2 separate regions of the Homo sapiens genome follow, and region 2 is linked to region 1. A link is an interaction called in ENCODE POLR2A ChIA-PET data of the cell type or tissue named here. Cell type or tissue: K562. All regions are shown on one strand. Each heading gives the region's core, and the rest is flanking DNA. Links, peaks and the distances in the headings are about the cores only. Region 1 holds the start of B3GALT4 (beta-1,3-galactosyltransferase 4). Region 2 holds the start of SYNGAP1 (synaptic Ras GTPase activating protein 1).

Region 1 (8,000 bases), core at 1-8,000:
GCCCGAGGAAGGGTCACTGCTCGGGCGCACGAAAGCTGTCTAAGGCTTGGGCGTATATGGGGAACTCTGGCTTTTGCCACGCACTTTTGGGAATGGGCAGGAGACCTGCTTCCTCTCTCCAGAGGTTGCATTTTCCCAAGCTTGAACGCTTCATGTGCCTACTCTGCAGGACTGAGGAGTTTGCTCTGTGGTGTGAAAACCTAAGGAATGGGGGGCGGGTGTCTTGCCACTTGTGTGACAGGCTTAACCTTTTTGTATGAAGTTCGTTTGCCTTATCGGCCTTACTGTTTGATAGTTTACTGTGTCTGATTTCTTCCCCCGTACTTTTTCAACTAGTCTCTAGTGATCCCTGAAAAGTTCCAGCATATTTTGCGAGTACTCAACACCAACATCGATGGGCGGCGGAAAATAGCCTTTGCCATCACTGCCATTAAGGTAAGTGAAGTAGGGTAAGGAATAGGGAATGTAAATGAGAATTGGGTTGTGAAGACATAAGCAAAAATGAAGCAAGGCTGGGGAGACTTGAGTCTCATCCAGATCACCTTGACTGCTGGATTAAGAAAAGAAAGTGGTTTAGGGAGAGACTGACCCCTTTAGCATTTACCACAGAAAATAAGTGATTAAAGCCAAGATAGTGGTCTAAGGTCAAGCCAAAACATTTCACCTGGGGAAGTGGGGAGGAGGTATGGTTGCTCACCCGAATTCGCTAAGATTTTCCTGAACCACGAGCTTGTGAGATTTCTTCTAGATTCGGTTTCTTTACCCATCCCACCATCATAACAGCAACCCTTCCTGCGAAATTTATATTCCCTGAGAATTGGAGGATTATTGGGCATCTTGAGGGATAAGTAGAAATACCAACAGATAAAAAGTGTGAAGAAGCCTGTAGATGGAGGGTGGAAGAAGTCTGAGTGGGACATTTACTCAGATGAGCCATAATTGACACTCCTTTCCTGTCGAAGTGTGAAGGAGTACATCCATCTTTCTTTGGCTTTTAAGAATCGAATCAATGAATGCAAGAATATTATTTCACTTGAGTATTTCTCTCCACAAACCTAATGAATTCTTGGCTTTCTAGATACATAACGTTCTTTTTTTTTCCCTTAAGTCAGAATGTGTAGTTAGTTGTGGAAATAGCCTACCAGTATGTGTCCATGCGTGCAGGGCTAGGCCTGTCTTCTTGGCTTCTGTTGCATGGTAGGTACTTAGGCGACGTTAGGGAATGGATAGTAGTAGGGATACTGTTGGCTCTGTTGAGGAATTTGTAGAGGGAAATTCCTTCTGTTGGGTGCTCTGTGAAACTAATAAGGCAGTGTGAAATACTGTACTTATTTCAGAGACCGGCTGTGAGGCTTAAGTAGAGGTGCAGCATTCATAAGTGTAATAGAGAATAACCTTCATGGATGTATCTAACTAAAAATTAGAAATCTTATTTCATCTATATCTCTTCCCACACCCATTTTGAAGTAAATCTTTTCACTTGTAAACATATAATTAAATTTGAGGCTTAGTGCAGTGGCTCACTCGGAGGCTGAAGTGGGCGGATCCCCTGAGGTCAGGAGTTCGAGACCAGCCTGGTCAACATGGTGAAACCTCGTCATTTAATTAATAAATTTGAAAGACCCTGCTCTCTTCTGAATCAACCTAATAATTTGACCCTTGGTCATGTTTATTTATTTATCCCGAGACAGAGTCTCACCCCGTCACCCAGGCCGGAGTGCAATGGTGCAATCTTATCTCACTGCAACCTCAGCCTCCCAAGTAGCTGAGATTACAGGCACACGCCCAGCTAATTTTTGTATTTTTAGAAGAGATGGGGTTTCACCATGTTGGTCAAACTGGTCTTAAACTTCTGACCTCAGGTGATCCACCCACCTCAGCCTCCCAAAGTGCTGGGATTATAGGCGTGAGCCACTGCACCCAGCCACATTTATTTTTTGAGACTGTCGCCCAGGCTGGAGTGGCGGAATCACTCTTCACTGCAGCCTCGACCTCCAGGGCTCAAGTCAATCCTCCTACCTCAACTTTCCAAGTAGTTGGGGCTACAGGTGTGCACCACCACATCTGGCTAATCTGGATCTTGCTGTGTTGTCCAGGCTGGTCTTGAACTCCTGGGCTCAGTGATCCTCCAGCCTCAGCCTCCTAAAGTGCTGGGATTACAGGCATATAGGCATGAGCCACGGTGAAGCCAACCCTTGATCTCTTTCTTGCAGATAGGAACTGCCATTTGTTTTAGTTTCCTGGAGCCTACTGTAACAAGTTCATATAAACTAAGCAGAAAATTACTCTTGGCGCTGGAGGCACTTAAGAATCCTACCTTGCCTCTTCCTGTCTTCTGGTGGTTGTCAGTAATCCTTAGTGTTCCTTGGCTTGTAGCTGCATTACTCCAATCTGTTGCTGTCATCTCATGGTCCTCTTCGTGTCTCTCTCATGATTTGTCATTGGATCTAGAGCCCACCCTAATCAAATATAACGTCATTTTACCTAATTATTTCCGTAACGACCTTATTTCCAAATAGGGCCACATTCTGATGTTCTAGTTGGACAAAATGAGGGGCAGGGCTCAGTATTCAGTTCCTCCTTCACTCTCCAAATCACTTTGGTTCATGAGTTCAGATGGCATGGGTGCTAGTGCTGGTGTTGATGTGATGCTACCAATGTAAGCATTAGTTTCTTTTTATAATAACTTGGGCAGTCAGTTCTGGGCACTGACAAAATTGAGTTTGTGATCTTGGAATACTTTGATTATGGGGATACAGTGATTTGCCTAAATAATTGTGACCCTTAGAGATTCTGAGGAACTGACAGCCCAATACCTTAATCAAAGCCTGTAACTCATAAGACCCTGGTTTACTGCATCAGCTTGGAGTGGCAGGCCCCTTGTTCTCCTAAATGCAAGAATCAGAAGGCACTTAGTGACAACTACATATGCTGAGCAATGGGGGAAAAAAAAGATACTGCCTGCTTTCAAAGGGTTGTCTGTAATACTAAATTCTGTGTTCATGATTCAGTCATACCCCTGAACAAAGTTACTTTTTTCTTTTTTTGAGACGGGGTCTCACTGTCGCCCAGGTTAGAGTGTGGTTGCGTGATCTTGGCTTGCTGCAACCTCCACCTCCTAGGTTCAAGCTATTCTGCTGCAGCCTCCCAAGTAGCTGGGATTACAGGCACCTGCCACCATGCTCAGCAACTTTTCTTGTATTTTTAGTAGAGACAGGGTTTCACCATGTTGGCCAGGCTGGTTTTGAACTCCTGCCCTCAATGTCATCTGCCCACTTGGGCCTCCCAAAGTGCTGGGATTACAGGCGTGAGCCACTGCGACCGGCCCAAAGTTAACCTTCTGTCGAACGGTTTATATCTGGAAAGGTGGGTGAGGAAAGGGTGACCTAGGGGATTGCAAAATAGATTATTGCAGATCCTACCTTTGTGAGCTTTTTGAATGAGGCTATAAAGGAATTTAAAAATCAGATTCAACACTAATTCCGAAACCCCTCACTTCATTCAGGGTGTGGGCCGAAGATATGCTCATGTGGTGTTGAGGAAAGCAGACATTGACCTCACCAAGAGGGCGGGAGAACTCACTGAGGATGAGGTGAGGACAAGGAAGGGGGCTGGGGGTGGGGTCAGCCTCAGAAAGGGGTCCATCTAGATCTGACCTTGGTCTGCCTGCCAGGTGGAACGTGTGATCACCATTATGCAGAATCCACGCCAGTACAAGATCCCAGACTGGTTCTTGAACAGACAGAAGGATGTAAAGGATGGAAAATACAGCCAGGTGTGTACTGAAATGAGGGCAGGATTAGAGGAAGGGTGGAGGGTCCTAACAGAATTGGGCATAGGAGGTCAGGGGATAAAACATCCCTTGCCCCCTCCTCTGAATCCAGGTCCTAGCCAATGGTCTGGACAACAAGCTCCGTGAAGACCTGGAGCGACTGAAGAAGATTCGGGCCCATAGAGGGCTGCGTCACTTCTGGGGGTGAGTGGGGGGTCTCATCTCCCTGCCTACCTCGACTCAGCATTCCTCCTACTCGCTCTTCTTTTTCCCCAACCTTTTGTTTCTGCTGTGCATGACCTGTGACTCTTCTCTTTTTACCTGCAGCCTTCGTGTCCGAGGCCAGCACACCAAGACCACTGGCCGCCGTGGCCGCACCGTGGGTGTGTCCAAGAAGAAATAAGTCTGTAGGCCTTGTCTGTTAATAAATAGTTTATATACCTATGGCTTCCTGTCCTTTCTGTCCATTCTAATAGGGAATGTTAAAGTGCTGGGTCCTTTTTCCATTTAGAGCTGCCCTACTCAGTTGCCCACACAGTGCTATTAGTTTTAGCAGTGGTGATGCTGCAGACCCCCCAGTCTCCCTATATGTAGCTAGTGATGTCCCTCTCTGTAAAGAGAAATGTGAGGGTAAAACAGTTCAGCCTTGAGGGGCTGACCCAGACCAGTTTAGAGACCAACACCCTGGGGTTGGTGTGCAGCATCATTGTGGAGTGGGTTAGCTGAGCCTAGCCAGTTGCAGTTAAGGTGAGTTTGCAGGTCTTGGTCACTCTGGGTTTTTTTGTTTTTGTTTTTGTTTTCTTTTAAGGGGTCATCTAGTCATAAGGGAAAATCCTTCGGGCTGTGACCGAAGCAACAAAGGCAAAAACGCGGACGTTGGTTATGAAGGGTGTGGTCTCCCTGGTGGAGTACGTCGGTGGGTTGGGATGGGGAGCGGCTGGACAGACCGGTCTCACTCCGTTTGGTGCCACTCCACCCGCCCGGGTTTCCGCGCCCTGCCGCGCTGCTCCGACGCCGCTTCCGGCGGGGATGGGAGCGCGCAACGCGGAAGCGGGCGGCAGACCGGCCGCCGGGGCGAGGCGGGGGAGGGGCCGTGAGTGCCGCAGTCGGCCAGCCATGGAGCGGAGCTTGCTGGCGGCGAGGCCGCGGCGACAAGGTAGCCACCCCCGCAGCATGCCTCGACCGCGGTCCGCAGCTGCACCGCCTCTCCCCGCCCCCCAGGGTGCGCTGGTCCCGGTCGCGCGCTCAGACCTCCGCATCCCGGGCGTGGTCGGTTAAGTCCCCGGCCGTGACCCAGGCCCGGGGAGCTAGTCTCCGCCCTTCGCTCTTACGGATCCCCTCGGAGTACGCCGCACCATGCAGCTCAGGCTCTTCCGGCGCCTCCTTCTCGCCGCTTTGCTGCTGGTGATCGTCTGGACCCTCTTCGGGCCTTCGGGGTTGGGGGAGGAGCTGCTGAGCCTCTCACTAGCCTCCCTGCTCCCAGCCCCCGCCTCACCGGGGCCGCCCCTGGCCCTGCCCCGCCTCTTGATCCCCAACCAGGAAGCTTGCAGTGGTCCCGGGGCCCCTCCCTTCCTGCTCATCCTGGTGTGCACGGCTCCGGAGAACCTGAACCAGAGAAACGCCATTCGGGCTTCGTGGGGCGGGCTGCGCGAGGCCCGGGGGCTCAGGGTACAGACGCTATTCTTGCTGGGAGAGCCGAACGCACAGCACCCCGTGTGGGGTTCCCAGGGGAGTGACCTGGCCTCGGAGTCAGCAGCCCAGGGGGATATCTTGCAGGCCGCCTTCCAGGACTCCTACCGCAACCTCACCCTAAAGACCCTCAGCGGGCTGAACTGGGCTGAGAAACACTGCCCCATGGCCCGATACGTCCTCAAGACGGACGATGATGTGTATGTCAACGTCCCTGAACTGGTATCAGAGCTGGTCTTGCGAGGGGGCCGTTGGGGGCAATGGGAGAGAAGCACGGAACCCCAGAGAGAGGCTGAGCAGGAAGGAGGCCAGGTTTTGCACAGCGAGGAAGTGCCTCTTCTGTACTTGGGCCGGGTGCACTGGCGCGTGAACCCCTCTCGGACACCGGGGGGCAGGCACCGCGTATCAGAGGAGCAGTGGCCTCACACCTGGGGCCCCTTTCCACCCTATGCCTCAGGCACGGGGTATGTGCTGTCAGCGTCTGCTGTGCAGCTCATTCTCAAGGTGGCCAGCCGGGCACCCCTTCTCCCATTAGAGGATGTCTTTGTGGGGGTAAGTGCCCGACGAGGAGGCCTCGCCCCAACACAGTGTGTCAAGCTGGCTGGTGCCACCCACTACCCGCTAGACCGGTGCTGCTATGGGAAATTCCTGCTGACGTCCCACAGGCTGGACCCCTGGAAGATGCAGGAAGCCTGGAAGCTGGTGGGTGGCTCTGACGGGGAAAGGACTGCGCCCTTTTGCTCCTGGTTCCAGGGAGTCCTGGGCATCCTGCGGTGTCGAGCAATAGCCTGGCTTCAGAGCTGAGAGTGCCTGGGGCCACAGGAAAGGCAGGAACAGGACCTTCTCTCTCCCAGGCCCAACGCAGGGGCCCTCACTGGCTGCAGCTGATCTGTTTCCTTATACCAGATCCTCAGTCTCACTAAAGACAGCGATATGGGAGACACCCAGGGGCCTGGCCCGCCAGCCCAAAAGATGGTCATCGGGAAGAGAAAAAGAAAAAAATGCTGCAGTTGTTCTCTCAAGCTAGGGCAGAAGAGGGGTGTCAAGCTCCTCAATAAACTTGTCTCCACTTCTTCGAGTGCAGTGTGGTCTTCACCAGGACCCCCAGAACACCACAAACCTGGAGAGCCCAGAGGCTGCCAGACCCTGCTGCATGGGAAGGACATCTCCAGGGACATGGGAGAGAGGACAGCCTCTCTGAGGAGGAAGGCCCCTAAAAGGCAAAGCTAAGGCCACAGCAGCCACAAGGTATGGGGTGGGGGTAGAGGCAGGACACTGACCCCTCCGATCCTAGAATGGCCTCATGCTTGGCAAGGGGGAGGGGAACAGGTCCACAAGATGATCCAGACACATTATCCAAAAAATCGCTTTCCTCTTTAATACCAACCCACCCCAGGAGACAGCTGTCCACCCCCAGTTGGGGAAGGGGCCACACTGCCCCCACCTCCTTGTTCCAGGGAACACTCATTTCCCTACAGGTGATCTTGGGGAGAGACTGTTCCCAGGCAACCCTGGAGTCTGGCTCAGCGCACAAATCTGTCCAGGGCAGATGGCCGGGCCCCCGTGGGCTTGGCCTTCGCCTCCTTATGATGCTGCTGCTGAAGGCTCTGCCGGACCTTGTCCTGGGGACCGGAGACGGGGAGGACACAGGCACAGAGTGAGAAGTGGCAGGCTGACAAGGGCAGAGGCACAAGCAGGAGGGTGCAGCCTGTGGAAGGCCCGGCCCATGCCAATGCTCATTTACCCTGTGTTCCTCATCCATGACCTTCCTCTTCCTCTTCACCAGGCTTGCCGTGGAGCTGCGGCCCTTCTGCTTTGGCTTTGGCTGGAAGGGAGCCTTAGCCTGCGGGTCATAGCCCTGAGGGAGGGGACAGGAGTGATATCTGTTACAGCCTCGGAGTCAGGGAACTGGCAGCACCCACCTGCTGGCCGCACTTCTGGGGACAAGCCATGGTGGGGAGAGGATGTGGGGGAGAAGACGGGCCTGGGCATTCAGGGGCCTGCTCCATACCAGCCTCTCTATCTGCTCCTTCTTTCCCTGCTCCAGGGAGATGACATCCACCTCGGCCAGGGCTCGTGGGTCCAGACAAATAAGCTCTGCAGGTACCTGGGGGTGTCACAGAGGGACAGGACTCAGCAAGGAGCCACAGGAGGGTAGCACCAAAAAGAGAAGCCAGGGAGGCTGCTGAACCCCTCTACCCAAGACCCCCAGCATGAGACATCAGGAGAGCTTTCTCTACCTCCAACCCCAAACCACACCTTCCCCAGCAGCAGGGGCCTCACTCTCTGCAGCAGGGGAACCTCACCTCCAACAGGGGCAATCTCACCCTCTCCAGCAGGGGGGAACCTGACCCTCTCCAGGAGAGGGAATTTCACCCTCTCCAGCAGAGGGAAACCTGACCCTCTCCAGCAGGGGGAATCTCACCCTCTCCAGCAGAGGGAAACCTGACCCCGTCCAGGAGAGGGGAATCTCACCCTCTCCAGGAAGAGGAAACCTTACCTTCTCCAGCAGGGGGGAACCTGACCTTCTCCAGCAGTG
Region 2 (13,155 bases), core at 5,009-13,008, 150 kb after region 1:
TGGGGGCCCAGTCATCACCTGGAAGTCAGAAGGCGTTGAAGTATCGCGGGGATCTTCATGATGAGCAGGAACAGGGCTCATCATGGCAGGACTGTGATAGAGTCAGAAACTGACTCTGTGACCTGGCGCACCCACTGCAGGTACGGAAAGTTCCCCTGTTCCACAGGCAATGCAATTACCTCGGCCACTTCGTAAGGGTGCACAGAACTACAAAATAGGTGGGTGGGGGAAGGGGATCACTCAAAGATTTACCCAAAAGAACCCACTCCCTTACACGCAAGCCCTAGACTGCCCAGCAAGTCACACCCACACAGTACACACCCTCACCCCATCCATCTCAAAGTTCTCACCGAACAAAATCTGTCAAAGCTGGGACCAAGGAACTTTGGGTTTTAATCATCTAAGGGACAAAGATAAACATGGTTGAATCAAGGAGTGGGATTGAGTTCAGTTTCTCAGAAGAGGGGTAAGGGCTAAAGGGGTCAGGGATTGGGGATATTTTGTTGGGTGGGGGAAATGTTTCTCACCATCAGCACCTCACTGTCTTCCTCGATCTTCCCTTTCCACTCATAGCTGAAAGGTCAGAGGGGGAGAGTTGTGGGGAGCAAAGAATTTCCCCCAGGAAAGAGGTTCCCAGTCAGCTCCTACAGTTAGGTTAACCCCCCAACTCCTATGACTCACATGGATGTAATCTGAGGGATGAGGTTGACGCAGGCTGCTAGGCGCTTCTCCACCACGGCCCTGGAGTGAAGAGACAGTCCCATTCAGAGTACCCCATAACCCCAGTTTTTGTACTGGCAGCCCAGAGACAGGCTTCCAGAGCTGGAGAAAGGAGAAAGCAGCACTCTTCTGCCCCACCCCCAACTGTCCCTTCATGATCATCCTTTCTCGCTGCACATCGAGGTCCCTACCTGGCGATCTCCTTGGCGACCTTCTCGTTGGGGCAAGTAACAAAGGCTGCAGAGACCGAGCCCGGAACGTAGCCAGAGCCGGAATCCGAGGCCGGCGAGGGCTGGGTCGGAGGGCTTCCAGAGGCCATGGTCAGCAAGACTCGGGGTAGCAACAAAAGGCGGGAGGCCACAGGCAGCAGCGCCGGCATCCAAACAAAAGACAGGAGCAGAGAGGCCTGAGAGCAGGAGGCGAATTCGATCTCTCCTCACAAACAGCCCAGGAAATTACACCCGGGGAAGCCTTCGCTTAGATCCTCAGGCTCTGCCCTCCCTCTGATGCACCCCCGAAGAATGCCCCTGAAGGTGAGAGAGAAACTTGGAAAATAAAGCAAAAGCTCATTTCACTCACACCTCAGGGGGCCAACCTCTGGGATTTAGGGTGCGGGTAGCGGTCGAGGCTTCGAGGACCGGAAGGGGCGGGGCGGGGCCGGTCACTCACCACTCCGCCGAGCAGGACCGCGGGAGCCCGCCCCCCACTCATGCGGCCTACGCTGGTACAGGAGAGTTGATCTCAAAGGCCACACGTCACACGGAGAAACAACCCCAGGAAGAGCGGCCTCTTCTTACCTGGGTGGCAGCCACGTGATTAGAAAACAGCGCGCACCATGTGACAGTAGAAGAAGGACCACCTGCGCCTCCAGAGCCAGCCAATCCCGACCCTATCATGGCGCGGTTTGCCCACCTCCTGATGAAGGAGGAGCCATGGGAGACTTGACCAATCGACTACCGCATCTGCAGACGTGCGCGGAAATGGCACGCCCGTTTCCGTGTGAACCCGAAACTGCCACTTGCTGGCTGAGGAGAGCCGCTGCGGCGTTCCACTGTCACGTGAGGGGGCCGGTCCTCTTCGGCGGCGGCACTCAGTGAGTGACGCCAAGTGGCCAATCACAGGCCAGCCTCGCAGGCCACGTGAGGCGAGAGCTGGTTCCAGGAAAGGGGGGCCAGAGACCCCGCAGAGTCGATGCGTCAGGCTGTGGAGTGGGGAATCATCCTTAAACCCCACAATGTGCCTAGTGACCTCCCCTGCACTGTTTCCGAGGTCTTAAGGAGTGGGAGGGTCTGAGAAGGACCCTTCACCCCAAACTCAGGGGTTAAGAGAGCGCCCCCTGCCCTTTTAGTTGGGCAGAGATATGCCTGGGTTTGGGAATGAACAACGGTGATCTAGAAGCCCGCTGTCCCTGGGTAGCAGGGAGTGATTAGGCAGGCACGGGCATGGCAAGACAATAGCTAGCTGAGGAAAGAAGCATTTTAAAACAGAGCGAGACCCTGTGGTAGAGGATGGTGAAAATGGGGCCTAGCCATCTTAATTGAAAACCCAAAGCTTGAGACAGACTACTGAATCAGAGGGAAGGAGAACGAGGGCTGCAGGATGGGGACAGTGGTGATGGTCCTTCTGTCCCCTCTTCCCTGCCTATTCCACTCCCCAGGATTGGTCCACCTCTCAGCCTCGGGTCTCCTTTCCCTAACCCATCCCCCAAGGAGCCAGGACCTGCCCTACATAACTTCCCTGGGGCCCAAGCACATCCTGTGACCCAAAAATGGAGAGAGGGGCCAATGAGAGGCAGAGAGGTGGGAGGAGGTGCAGAGAAAAAAGCTCTTGCCACTGCCCCCACCCAATATTTCCCCTCCCTTCAAGGTCTGAGGTCATTGGTCTGGTGGTGGGGATGCCTCGGAGTTTCCCAGGCTGACGTCAGGGTTATACCTCTCGGAGGTTCTAGGGCAGGGAAGTGGGGAGGGGAGGTTCCCTGAGATCTCTGTCTTTGAGTTTGGAGTTTGTCTCTGAGACAGATTTCGGAGGGGTCTTTCAGTATTTGTGTGGAGATCTTTCTTAGGATTGAGTTTCCTTTTATGCTTCTGGTTTGGGGGGTTTCTATGTTTCAGGGTCTGTGGTCGCACTCTGAGGTCTTTCGAAGTCTTCTTCATGAATTTTGGGTCTCTGAGTTGTCCATCTCCGGACCAGCTGAAGTCTCTATCTCCCCTTAAGTCAGGAGTGTCTCTGTCTCTAAGTTATCAGTCTCTGAGATCTGAGTCTGGGGTCTCTTTCTAGGTCTGAGTTCTCTAAGCTCTAATTCTACATCTGGCTCTTTCTGAATCTGGGCCTCATCTTTTTCTGAGTCTAGGTCTCAGGTCCTGGTCCCTGAAATCATCATCTCAGGGTCTGGAGTCTAAGATATCTGTAGGTATGGAGAACCCTTTTTAGACTGGATTTTCAGATTTTGATATTGAGCTTCTCTCTCTGGGGGATCTGGGGTCGTTTTTTCCTCAAATCAGGAGTCTCTTTTCCTCTAGATTTTGGCCCTGTGTCTCAAATTACCCCACAGTGGGGGGTGGTGAAGTATCTTTCTCTGTGGGTCTAGGGTCTCTCTGTCTCAGGGTCTGGGGTCTGCATCTTTAGGACCTCTGTCTCTCTCTGGTGTGTTTTTGAGTCAGGGGTCTCTCTCTCTCTCACAATCTGGGCCTCCCGGAGTAGGGGTGGGGGCTGCAGAGTCTCTCCCTCCTCCTCCTCCTCCTGCTCTCTTCGCTCTCGCTCGCTCCCCCGCCCCCCCTCTCTCTCGGCTGCCGCTGCTGCCGTTGGCTCTTATTCTCCTCCTCCTCCTCCTCTCTCCTCCTCTCTGCTTCTCTCTGCTCCTCTCTCCTCCTCTCTCCTCCTCCTCCTCCTCCACCTCCTCCTCCTTCTCCCCCTCTTTCTCCCCCTCTTTCTCTCTTCTTTCTCCCCCGTCCCCCCGCCCCCTCCCCCCAGGCCTGATGAGCAGGTCTCGAGCCTCCATCCATCGGGGGAGCATCCCCGCGATGTCCTATGCCCCCTTCAGAGGTACGTGGTGGGGGGAGGGGGAGGGCCATATGGGGGGCAACAGGGGGAGGGGCAGGGGGCGGGGGAGAGTCGGGGCCGAGGGAAGGGAGCGGCTGAAATGGAGGGAGAGGGGAGGACCGGGAAGGCAGGGGTGGGAGCAACCGGGAAGGAGGGATTGGAGGCCAGAGGGATAGGGGTAGATAAGGGATGGAGGGGCCAGGAAATGGGCCTTGAAAGGGGGCTGAAGGGAAAATGATGAAGGGGAAAGAAAGCGCCAGAAAGGGGTGGGAAGGTAGAAGGATTGGGTTGGGGAAAAAGCTGCAGAAATAATTTGGGGGTGGGAGCTGAGTGATGAGGAAAACATCAAGGAAATAGAGGGACAGAGTCTTGGGAGAGGGGCTAGGAAGGAGAAATGAAAACATAGGGGTGAAAAGAGAAGCCAAGAAGATGTGGGGGGATAATTTGGTGGGGGACTCAGAGTATGGTAAGGGGCGGAAAAAGAGAGGAGGATGGAGGGAGAGAAGGGGCCAGATGGAGAGAGAGGGAGGCAGTGGGGGGTGGGGGGATGGAGGGTCCAGATGGAGGGAAGAGAGAAGAGAGAGGGAACGGTGGGGGAGGGGAGACCAGGGCAGGGGGAGGGCCAAATTATGTGTGCTTGGGGGGGTGGCAGTACAAGTAAGATGAAATGATGGGAGTAGGGGACAGGTTAGGATCCTGCCCCAGACTCTGACCCTCTTAAAGGCTCTTGACCAGTAAAATGTAACCTCTGGGGTCTTAATGCTGTCTTCACTTCATCACTTTTACCCCCTTCCCCCACCCCTCCAATCCTTATTTCCATTCCCCCTCCCTCCTCTGCTGTCCATCACCTATATCTTTCCCCCCATATGGTGTCCGTTCCTTATATGAGTCCCCCTTCTGTCCTTCCCCTATATCAGTCCCCTCTCTGGTGTTCATTGCCTCTCTCTTATCTCTTTTCTATGTGGTCGCTCCCTTATATCTCTATCACTTCTTTACTAGTCCGTCTTGACCCCTTCTCATAGCCTCCGCATTAGGTCTGCCTCCTTTGCTCTGACACATGTCCAGTCGAGCCCTTCAGGTGTATTCCCTTGCCCCTGGGCATTTACCATCATTTCTGCCTCCTTTTCTATCTACTCCTATTATTTGTCTCCCAGACCATTCCTTGTCACCACAAGTCTGTGCCTACCCACTTTCCCTTAATACCTCAACTCTTATTATCATTTCTCTTTTCTTGTCTCCTCTACTTATTGGGGTGTTGGAGATTTGGGGTACAAAGACACAGGTTTTGATGATTAGAACAAGGGATCCCCATCTCAGCCCTTGAGGGATTTCTCATCCTAGTAAAAATTTCCCGTTTCTCAGCCATGTTGCTCTGCCTCTTGCATCTGCCTCCCAGAATCATTCTTCACCAAGTCCAGACAGTATGTGTGTGTGTGTTTCTAGAGTTGTTCCTAAGTTCCCTGCTGCCAGGAGAAAGATGCCCTCTGAAGTCTAACCCGCCTCCCTTGGCTGCAGCCTGAACCAGCCCTTTCCCCAAATGCTTATGTGTATCAACAGATTTCTCCTCTGGGTATACCAAGTGTCTAAGTGCGGTGGGCATGTTGCCTGCAATGTCTGTAGTTTCAGAGGCTAGGTATTGGTGATCTCTGTATCTAGAGAACATTAGTTAGTCTCTGAGATGGGTTGAGATAGAGTTTCAAAGTATGTGGTTTCTAAATGGTGGACATTCTGAGGGTTCATCGCTCACTGTGATCTGGAGGTTGGGTAAATTTGAGAGACATATTTATAGACAGAAAAGGGCTGAATTTGCAAAACTCTGCTACTCAGTGCATTCTGTTGGAATGAAGCTCAAAGACCAGTTCTCCTGCAGTATACTCATGGTTATCCCATAAAGGTGACAGAGTTTGATCTTTTTTCCATCTAAAATCTGATACCTTAAGCCTAATTTCTAGCTCTTTGCTGTCGCCAATGTGACATCTCTCTTACTTCAATAGGGCCTGTGTGGCATTGGGGTTTAAAGGAGAGGCAGTTTGCAGGGAGAGCGGCATGGCAAGAACAACAGAGCTGGGGAAGGAGGACCCTGGTCTCATCTCAGCCATAGGCGACACTTGGTCTACTGTTCTCTCTTCTCAAAGTTTTGTTCCCATCTCCAGCTCTTGTCTTTGGAGGCCCCTCTGTGTCACCAGGCCTGGATATTCCATTCTTTCCCCCTGACATCTTTCTTCCTCAAGCTCCTCACTGTGCCTTGAGAAGGCTCCTGACCTATGGAGTGGCTTCCATCCTGTCCACTGAGACTAGGTGGGGTGAGGTGGTGGGGGCAGTGTTGAATCTCTGGGCACTGAATGGGAGAAGAGATAAATTTGGTCTCTACTTGTCCAAACAAGGGCATATTTCCCACCTTCTGCCCTGGGGCCTCCACAGCCAGATGCCGACAAAAGCCATCTTCTCCTTACCACCAGAAGAACCAGAACTTTCCCTAAAGGATGAGCAGGGTTGAACTAGGGGAGGAGGGCACAGAGGAGGGAAGAGTTGGGAGGGGAGGCCCTCTCATGTCTCTGACTGTGAACAGGTAAGCTCCCCGACTTCTTCTTTTCTAGATATTTAGCCCTCAGAATCTCATGATCCCAATGTTCCTACACACACACCCCATCCTTCTTTCCCACAGCCATGTAGCTTTCCTCATACTCTTTTATAGAGGGGTGGTGCCACCTTCCAAGTCCTTGTCTTCTGCAGCTATTTGGATGCCTTCCTCTACCCAGATATCTGACACCAACTTCTCTGTTTTTCTCCTGCCAATTTTGCGGCACCTCTACCTTATTTTCCTGAAGTAGATGGAGAGCTCCTTCATCTTTCTCTGCCCCCAAACGTGTACCTTCTCTGTCATATAATTCCCATCCCTGAACCTCTGCATTTCTTCCCCCAAGTCTCCAGAGCCTTCTGTGATGTGATCCTCTCCTCTTTTCCCCTTTGTATAAATGCTTGTCTTGTGTTCCTTTAGAGTTGCCAGGTGTCTCACTTTCAACTGTGATCTCCTGAAGGCCGGTAGGGTCCCCTTCTCACTTTGTGGACTCTCTTCTTGCCATTTTAGGCCTCTGCTTCCAAATGCATAGAGCCTCCCTTACTGTTTCTGTGTGTCTCTGTCCTCCAGATGTACGGGGACCCTCTATGCACCGAACCCAATACGTTCATTCCCCGTATGATCGTCCTGGTTGGAACCCTCGGTTCTGCATCATCTCGGGGAACCAGCTGCTCATGCTGGATGAGGATGAGGTGAGTGTGGTGAGAAGGCTGGGAAAACGCATGTGGGAGAATGGGGAGAGTCCTCATTAGTGAAGGGGAGAGAGACACAAAGAAGGCAGACAAAGAAGAAACATTTGCAAATGGCAGGAGGGTGGCCATTGAGACTTGGGTTGGAGTGTGACAAGAGGGGTAGTCATTCTCTCATCTTGGGCAGGGAGTCTTTGAGGGTTATGAGCTGTGTTGGGGAGGAGATGTGGTTCTGAAGATTTCGGGGGTGGGGAGGCTCCTGTTTTCACACTGTCCATATTGTAGGATAGGTTAGAATGGGGAAGGGGAACTGAAGGGTTTGGAGAAGGGGTGAAGACATGGAAGGCCCTCCCAACCAAAGCAATCCTCAGGACCCCTCTCTGCTTTGCCCACTGAGCAAGACTCCCAGTCCTTTCTCCATCAGGGGGCAGAGTGCAAGAAGAGAAATTGCAGGACGCAGAGAAAAGGCAGGGGATAGAGGAGGTTTTAGGTAGCTGGAGGATACTGGGAAAGAAGACTGAGGTCAGTGGATCTTGGCATGATGGGGTGAAGACTGGGAGAGTGATTGAGATCAAGGTTTAGAGAGACACTGAGAGGGCTTCTGCAAGGGAGTGGTTGGACATCAGGAAGGAATATAAGGGAGGGGAACTGGGAGTATGTGGAGTTATCTAAAGGAGTACAAGTGGAGTAGGGGCAGGGACTAGCCAGAGTAAAGGAGATGAAACGGACAGAGGCCTCTTATGGGAGGTGGTGGCCAGGTATGGAGATCTGAGAGCCAGGGAAGTGTGGGTTCTGATTTGGGAGCTGGGTCAGCAGGAGTGTCCATTGGAGGAAATAGAGGATAAAAACTGGAATGGTGCCCCACAAGTGTGAGTCAGGGAATGGGGGTGATTTGGGGGACAAGCTTTAAAAAATGGTAGGGTAGCCTGGAAAACCAAACGTGGTGAGAGATGGACCCTGAAAGTTATTGGGAATGGTGTGATGAGGAAGGGTTAGAATTTGAGTCAGGGCTAACTAGAGTGTCAAGGGACCTATGGGGGCAGGTGAGAGTGTGGAGAGATGGCTGGGTAGACAGCTTCCAGGCCACAGAGTAAAGTAGAGGTGTTAAGGAGAGGATATGGTGACTTTGAAAGGAGAGGTGGCTTGGGGAGTCTAAGTTTTGGACACCATTGGGAGACATTTGAGTGACTGTGGTCAAACCCCTAGATCAAGGTTTGGAGTCTGTAGGAGAAATGGGGGAAACTGGAACCCAGAGTGGGGACTGTTATAGGGATGAAGAGGGAAGACAATGGATTGGGGTAATGAAGGAATGACAGAGATAGGGACAGACTGAAGGGACCAGTGGCCAGCAAGTTGAGGGGCAATAGGAATGGCCGGTCTGGAGCAGGAAGGGCGTGTGTGTGGGAGGAGGAGTAGATAGAATTGGGAAAATGAGCAGCCTGAACAGACGCAGGGAGTTGGAATTGGATGGGTGGTGGAACTGGGGCTGGGGGATAGTGAGGGGTCTGTTCCTGTGGCTCTTTGTAGAGGTGGAGGAGACTGCAGGGGTGGAGGTGTATGGAGGTAGGGATGGAGGTGGACAGGGGGAGCTGGGTGTGAAGCTTAGGGAAAGGTGATGGCTGAGGGGAAGAAGGGAACTGAGAGATGCTGGGTCGGGTGATGGAAGGAGATGAAAGGTGGGGGAAGGTGACCAGGCCCTCTGGCGGGAGGGGAGGTTGGGTCCCAGTCTGGCCGCAAGCCGGGCCGTGGGAGGGAGACAAGCTGTGGATCCTGATTATAAATGCAGCTTCTGCTACCCCCGTGACAGGCTCGGAGGGAGAGAAGGGGGTAAGGGAGGTGGGAGGTTGGGAGGAAAGCAGGGAGAATGGAGGAACTGAAGGTCAAGGGAAAACTGGATTCAGGAAGTAGCTAACTTCTGAGGAGTTGCAGAAGAGCTGAGTAGGGTTTGGGAGAATTCTCCGGAAGGTGTTTCAAGACAAATGGAGGGAGAAAAGAGGGTGGGACGGCAAAGAATGAGAGAGAGAGACTGGGGGAGAGAAGGGAGAGATCCAGTCACCAAGTGTGGAGGGGCCGGGGCAGAAAAAGTGGGCAGGCTTAGGGGGAAAAGGAGGCCCGCCCTTCCTGGGAGGAGGCGGAGGGGGGAAGAGGGAGGGGAGGGGCGGCGTGGGCCAGGGAGGTCTGACACACCCCCACCTCCCCTAGATACACCCCCTACTGATCCGGGACCGGAGGAGCGAGTCCAGTCGCAACAAACTGCTGAGACGCACAGTCTCCGTGCCGGTGGAGGGGCGGCCCCACGGCGAGCATGGTACGGCGGCCGAGCAGGCTCTCATGACCCGGACAGGCGCGGGGAGAGGGCTGAAGATGGACCGGGCTGGCGGGGCGGGGGCGTCGGGGAGCGGCGGGAGCTGGCCGGGGGCGGGAGAAGGCGGAGACAAAGTCTTGCTTCCCGAGGGGAGATGGCGCCCTCCTCTGGAAGGTGGAGCGGGACAGGGGCTGTGGGTGAGAGGCCCCTGTGGGTCCTCGCTCGGCTTCGCTCCCTTTCTCCTCTCCAGCAGTGAAGTTTGACTATTTTCCTGGTGCTTGTAAAAATAGTCTCCTTAGATCTTTAGCTTCCAGTCCGTGTGTTCCTGCCCCTGCCCCTCCCAGCCCCTGGTCTGGGATCTTGGAAAGAATGACCTAGTTCCTGCCCTCCCCCCAGACCTCTTCCCCACCCCTATGCTCCTGATTCTTCTTCCGGACCTTCAGTCCTTGAGGTCTCCTTTTATTACCCCCTGTTTTCTCCTCTCATCAGCTGCTTCTATTTTCTGCAATTGTATCACCCTTTCTCTTTCCTCCCTGATTTCTCTTATTTTCTGTACCCCTCTTGATTACCCCGTCCCTCCCCTCTGCTCCCGGCGAAAGTCCATCAGACTCCCATCTCATCTCCTTTCTGTCTGTAGAGCTATCTGCGCGGTCTGTCTCTCCAACTCTCTCCCTCTCTCCATCTGTCTCTTCCCCTCCCTCCCCCTTTCTGCCCCCCCAACCCCCTCTTTAGTCATTTAAAAAAAGATTTTTGTCTTCCTGAGAAGTTCGCTTAAAAGGTTTCCATGGGAACAGTGAGGGGAGATGAAGGCAGAGAACAGAGATCTGCAGCCAAGGTGCAGAGAGACGCCCTCAGCCCCCGGAAACCCCCTCGTCACTGCCCCCTTCCACTTCATTTCCCTTCCCGGACCTAGCGATCCAGGTTCCCCATTCCTCCAACCCCCAGGTGACCCCTTTTTCCCACCAGCTCCCCCTCCCTTCAGGAATTCAAGCTACCAGTTTCTCTCCCTTAGAGAGCCAGTGACCTGTCCCCATCCTTTGGCTCCTTCCAGCCTTCTGATAGGTCCAGGCCCTACTAGCCTTGTGGGCCGGTTTGGGGACCTTGGGTGGGTGGGTGGGTGGTCAGGGATGTGTGTCATTGTCATGGAAACCCCATACCATCGGGGTGTGTGGGTAGCACATCTCTGTGAGGCAAAGTCAGGTGGTGGTGGAGTGTATACAGAGAATGTGTGTGATGTCTGTCACATCTGTGTGTATATGTATATGTGTGTATGTCATGTTCATGTCTGGGGAAGATGTGTGTGTTTGTGTGCATGTGTGTACACCTGCGTTTCCAGGCCAGAATGGTCACATGCTCACAGAGCATGTTTATCATGTGTCCTGTGGTTGGCAGATCTGCCCACTTATTCCCCATCTTTCTCCTTATCCTGAGTCCTCAGGGTCTAGGGGTCTCTGGCGGGGGTCTCCCGTGTGTTTTGGGTGGGGACACCGTGTGTGTTTGGAGTTGAGGTGGCATGTGGAGGTTGCTGTATTGGGGTTCAGTAGGGGCTGGGAGGGGTTCCAGGGGCATATGTATTTGGGGGGAGGGCTTAGTGAAAGTTGATGGGGGTGAACGTTTAGGGTCTTCAGGCAGACATGGAATGTGTAAAGGGCATGGAGGATGTGCAGTGGACATAGGGGTCGTTGGGACCTTGGGGACTTGGCAATGCCAAGGTGTTTGCTGAGGCTGTGGACTCTCCAGCCCGGGAGAGGTCGCCGGACCTTTGAGGGGCATTGGAATCCTGGGCTCCTCCTCTGCTGGGTGGAGCCGCGAACCCTCGTTCTCTCCGCGGTTTTGTGTGTGTGGGGGGGTCCTGCTCAGGAGGGGATGGTGGGTGGCCTGGTTTGTTTTGGGGGTCCCCTTGCCCCCCTCCCCCGTCTCTCTCGCGCTGTCTCCGGGCGACAGGGCTCGTGACAGAGGCGGCCACGGCAGCAGCGGTCGCCTAGCAACGGCGGCGGGGCCCGGGCAACGGCGGCAGCGGCGGGAGCGGCGGCGGAGGGAGCCGTTCCCGCGGCCGTCACCGCGCGGCCGTCCCGGCCGTCCCGGGCCCCGCCGCCGCCCCCACCGCGCCGGGCGGCGCGAGCCGGGCCGTACCGCCCCCTCTCCCTCCGCACCCCGCCCTTCCCCCGCGCAGGGGCGGGGCCCCTCCCCCACCGGGGACACCCCTGGCCCCCCCGGGGGGCGGTGCGAGGTAAGGGCGGGGCCGGGCGGACTAGGAGCGCGCGTAGAGGGGGGGGCGCCGCGCGCGTGGGGCGGGGGCGCGCGTGTGCGTGGGCGCGGGGAGGGGGGTGGGGAAGCCGCGGTGGCGGCGGCGGCGGCGGCAGCTGCTCCCTCCGCATGTTCTCGCTGCATCTTCCGAGTGGGGGGAGTTATGGTAACCGGAGGGGGACAGCGGAGGACGGGAGGGTCGGGGACCGGCCTCGTGCGGACAGGGTCTTGAGCACGCGGGGGCGGCCGGTGTGTGTGGGATCTTGGAGCCCCTGGTGGAAGGGGCAGCCCGTGTGTCCGCGTGTGTGTTCGTGCCCATGCTCGTGTCTCCTGTGTGTCGGTGCCATGTGCACACGGGGGCCCAGTTCCTCGTGCACACATGTGCAGCCATCCTTGTGCAAGTGTGTCCTGTCTTATCTTGCCTCTGCCTGTTTCCTGCCTAGGGGGCTGTTGGGCCAGCCACGGGCTTGTGGGGCAGTCCGCGGCCTTGCTGGTCCATGTCACCTCTGACCCTGAGCATGCATATCCCTGGCTGGGGCTCACCTCCTGTCAGGCTTCTGTGTGTGGGAATGTGTGGCCCTATGAGCAGGATTTTCTGTGTCCCTGGTGGCAGGTGTGTGTCTTTGCATGTGTGTTCCAGCACTGGCCTGAGTATCTGTGTCAATCCCAGCATGGGTGTCCAGGGCGTGTCTGGATGTGGGTGGTGTGGCTGGGGGGAGTAAGTGTGTGAATGTGTTCCTTGGAATTCTACTGTGTATGAAACACCTTTGGGCTGGGCAGGTGTAAGCCCTGCTTGGTCAGTAAGTGGGGACAGAAAAGCTTAAAAAGGGAAGAAATGGGGTAAAGAGGAAAAGTGGGGAGGGGATAGGAGAGAAGGAATGAGAGAGGCTTGAAGAAGAGAGCAGAGAGCAGCAGGCCAGGGAGAAAGAATAGCTGGAGAATGGGAATGTGGGAGAAAGCCAAGCCAGACTTAGAAGAGAGAACAGGGGATAAGAGCTTAAGATGGGGAACTGGATAGAGATGGTGGGAGAAGAAGGGGTCTGGGAGCTGGGGAGGCAGTGGGGAGGAGAGAGTCAGGCCTTCTGGTAAAGTGATCTCTGAAAGAAGAAAGGGAAGAAGATGGGAGAAGGCACTGGATTCTTGTAGGCCTTGCAGGATCAGGCTTGGTTTTGGATCAGGGAAGGCCACTCAGGCATACGGGCTGGCTCACAGTGAGGCCTGTCATAGCAGGGACTGTCATTAGAGGTTCATATCCCCAGCACAGAGCTCTGTCTCCCATTTCTCTGCTCTGTGTCCAACCCTGTTCTTCGCCCTTCTCTGGCAACCTCCCTCCTCTGGCTCCCCTTGAGAGCTGCCAGCTGGGTGTGGAGAGGAAGAAAGGCCAAAGGGAAGGTTAGGGATTTGGAGGGCAGGGGGAGATTCTGTGGGTGATGGCAAGATTAGAGATGTTGGAGGGGCAGGAGTCCAAGCCCTTGCTGTGTGTGTGTGAGTGCCATTGTGTGTGTACACAGGGTGTGTACATGTGTGGGTGTGTGCACAATGCCTGTGTTACGGGTTTGTGTAGGTGGCTGTTATGT

What was found. Peaks named below come from ENCODE experiments on the same cell type or tissue, not always from the same donor. Only the 100,000 strongest peaks of a DNase experiment are listed, where the experiment ranks them.
Region 2: POLR2A ChIA-PET joins it to region 1 with 12 read pairs; 19 of 35 experiments call an interaction of 5 or more read pairs at or near these places.

The regions. Positions count from the first base shown.
Region 1 is chr6:33,272,292-33,280,291 of GRCh38, forward strand. RPS18 (ribosomal protein S18) reads left to right here. Exons shown (of 6, transcript NM_022551.3): 2 at 337-435; 3 at 3,506-3,592; 4 at 3,674-3,775; 5 at 3,885-3,976; 6 at 4,100-4,220. The coding sequence ends at 4,175. It overlaps B3GALT4 (beta-1,3-galactosyltransferase 4), which reads left to right and starts at 4,832. Exons shown (of 1, transcript NM_003782.4): 1 at 4,832-6,534. The coding sequence starts at 5,129. The coding sequence ends at 6,265. It overlaps WDR46 (WD repeat domain 46), which reads right to left. Exons shown (of 15, transcript NM_005452.6): 13 at 7,473-7,568; 14 at 7,206-7,319; 15 at 6,817-7,083. The coding sequence ends at 6,985. RefSeq lists enhancers at 4,230-4,962, 5,697-6,428. In K562, for the core only: CTCF peaks have their summits at 4,986, 5,839 (motif pointing right) and 7,859 (motif pointing right); DNase peaks (open chromatin) are centred at 4,451, 4,960, 5,850 and 7,880; H3K4me3 peaks cover 5,493 bases.
Region 2 is chr6:33,416,570-33,429,724 of GRCh38, forward strand. SYNGAP1 (synaptic Ras GTPase activating protein 1) reads left to right here and starts at 3,496. Exons shown (of 19, transcript NM_006772.3): 1 at 3,496-3,762; 2 at 6,908-7,029; 3 at 9,229-9,334. The coding sequence starts at 3,696. CUTA (cutA divalent cation tolerance homolog) reads right to left here and starts at 1,538. Exons shown (of 6, transcript NM_001014840.2): 1 at 1,390-1,538; 2 at 912-1,126; 3 at 682-741; 4 at 528-573; 5 at 351-400; 6 at 1-207. The coding sequence starts at 1,431. The coding sequence ends at 81. RefSeq lists enhancers at 8,811-9,353, 12,503-13,124. In K562, for the core only: CTCF peaks have their summits at 9,511 (motif pointing left), 11,082 and 12,177; DNase peaks (open chromatin) are centred at 8,752, 9,312, 9,432, 11,532 and 3 weaker places; H3K4me3 peaks cover 4,091 bases.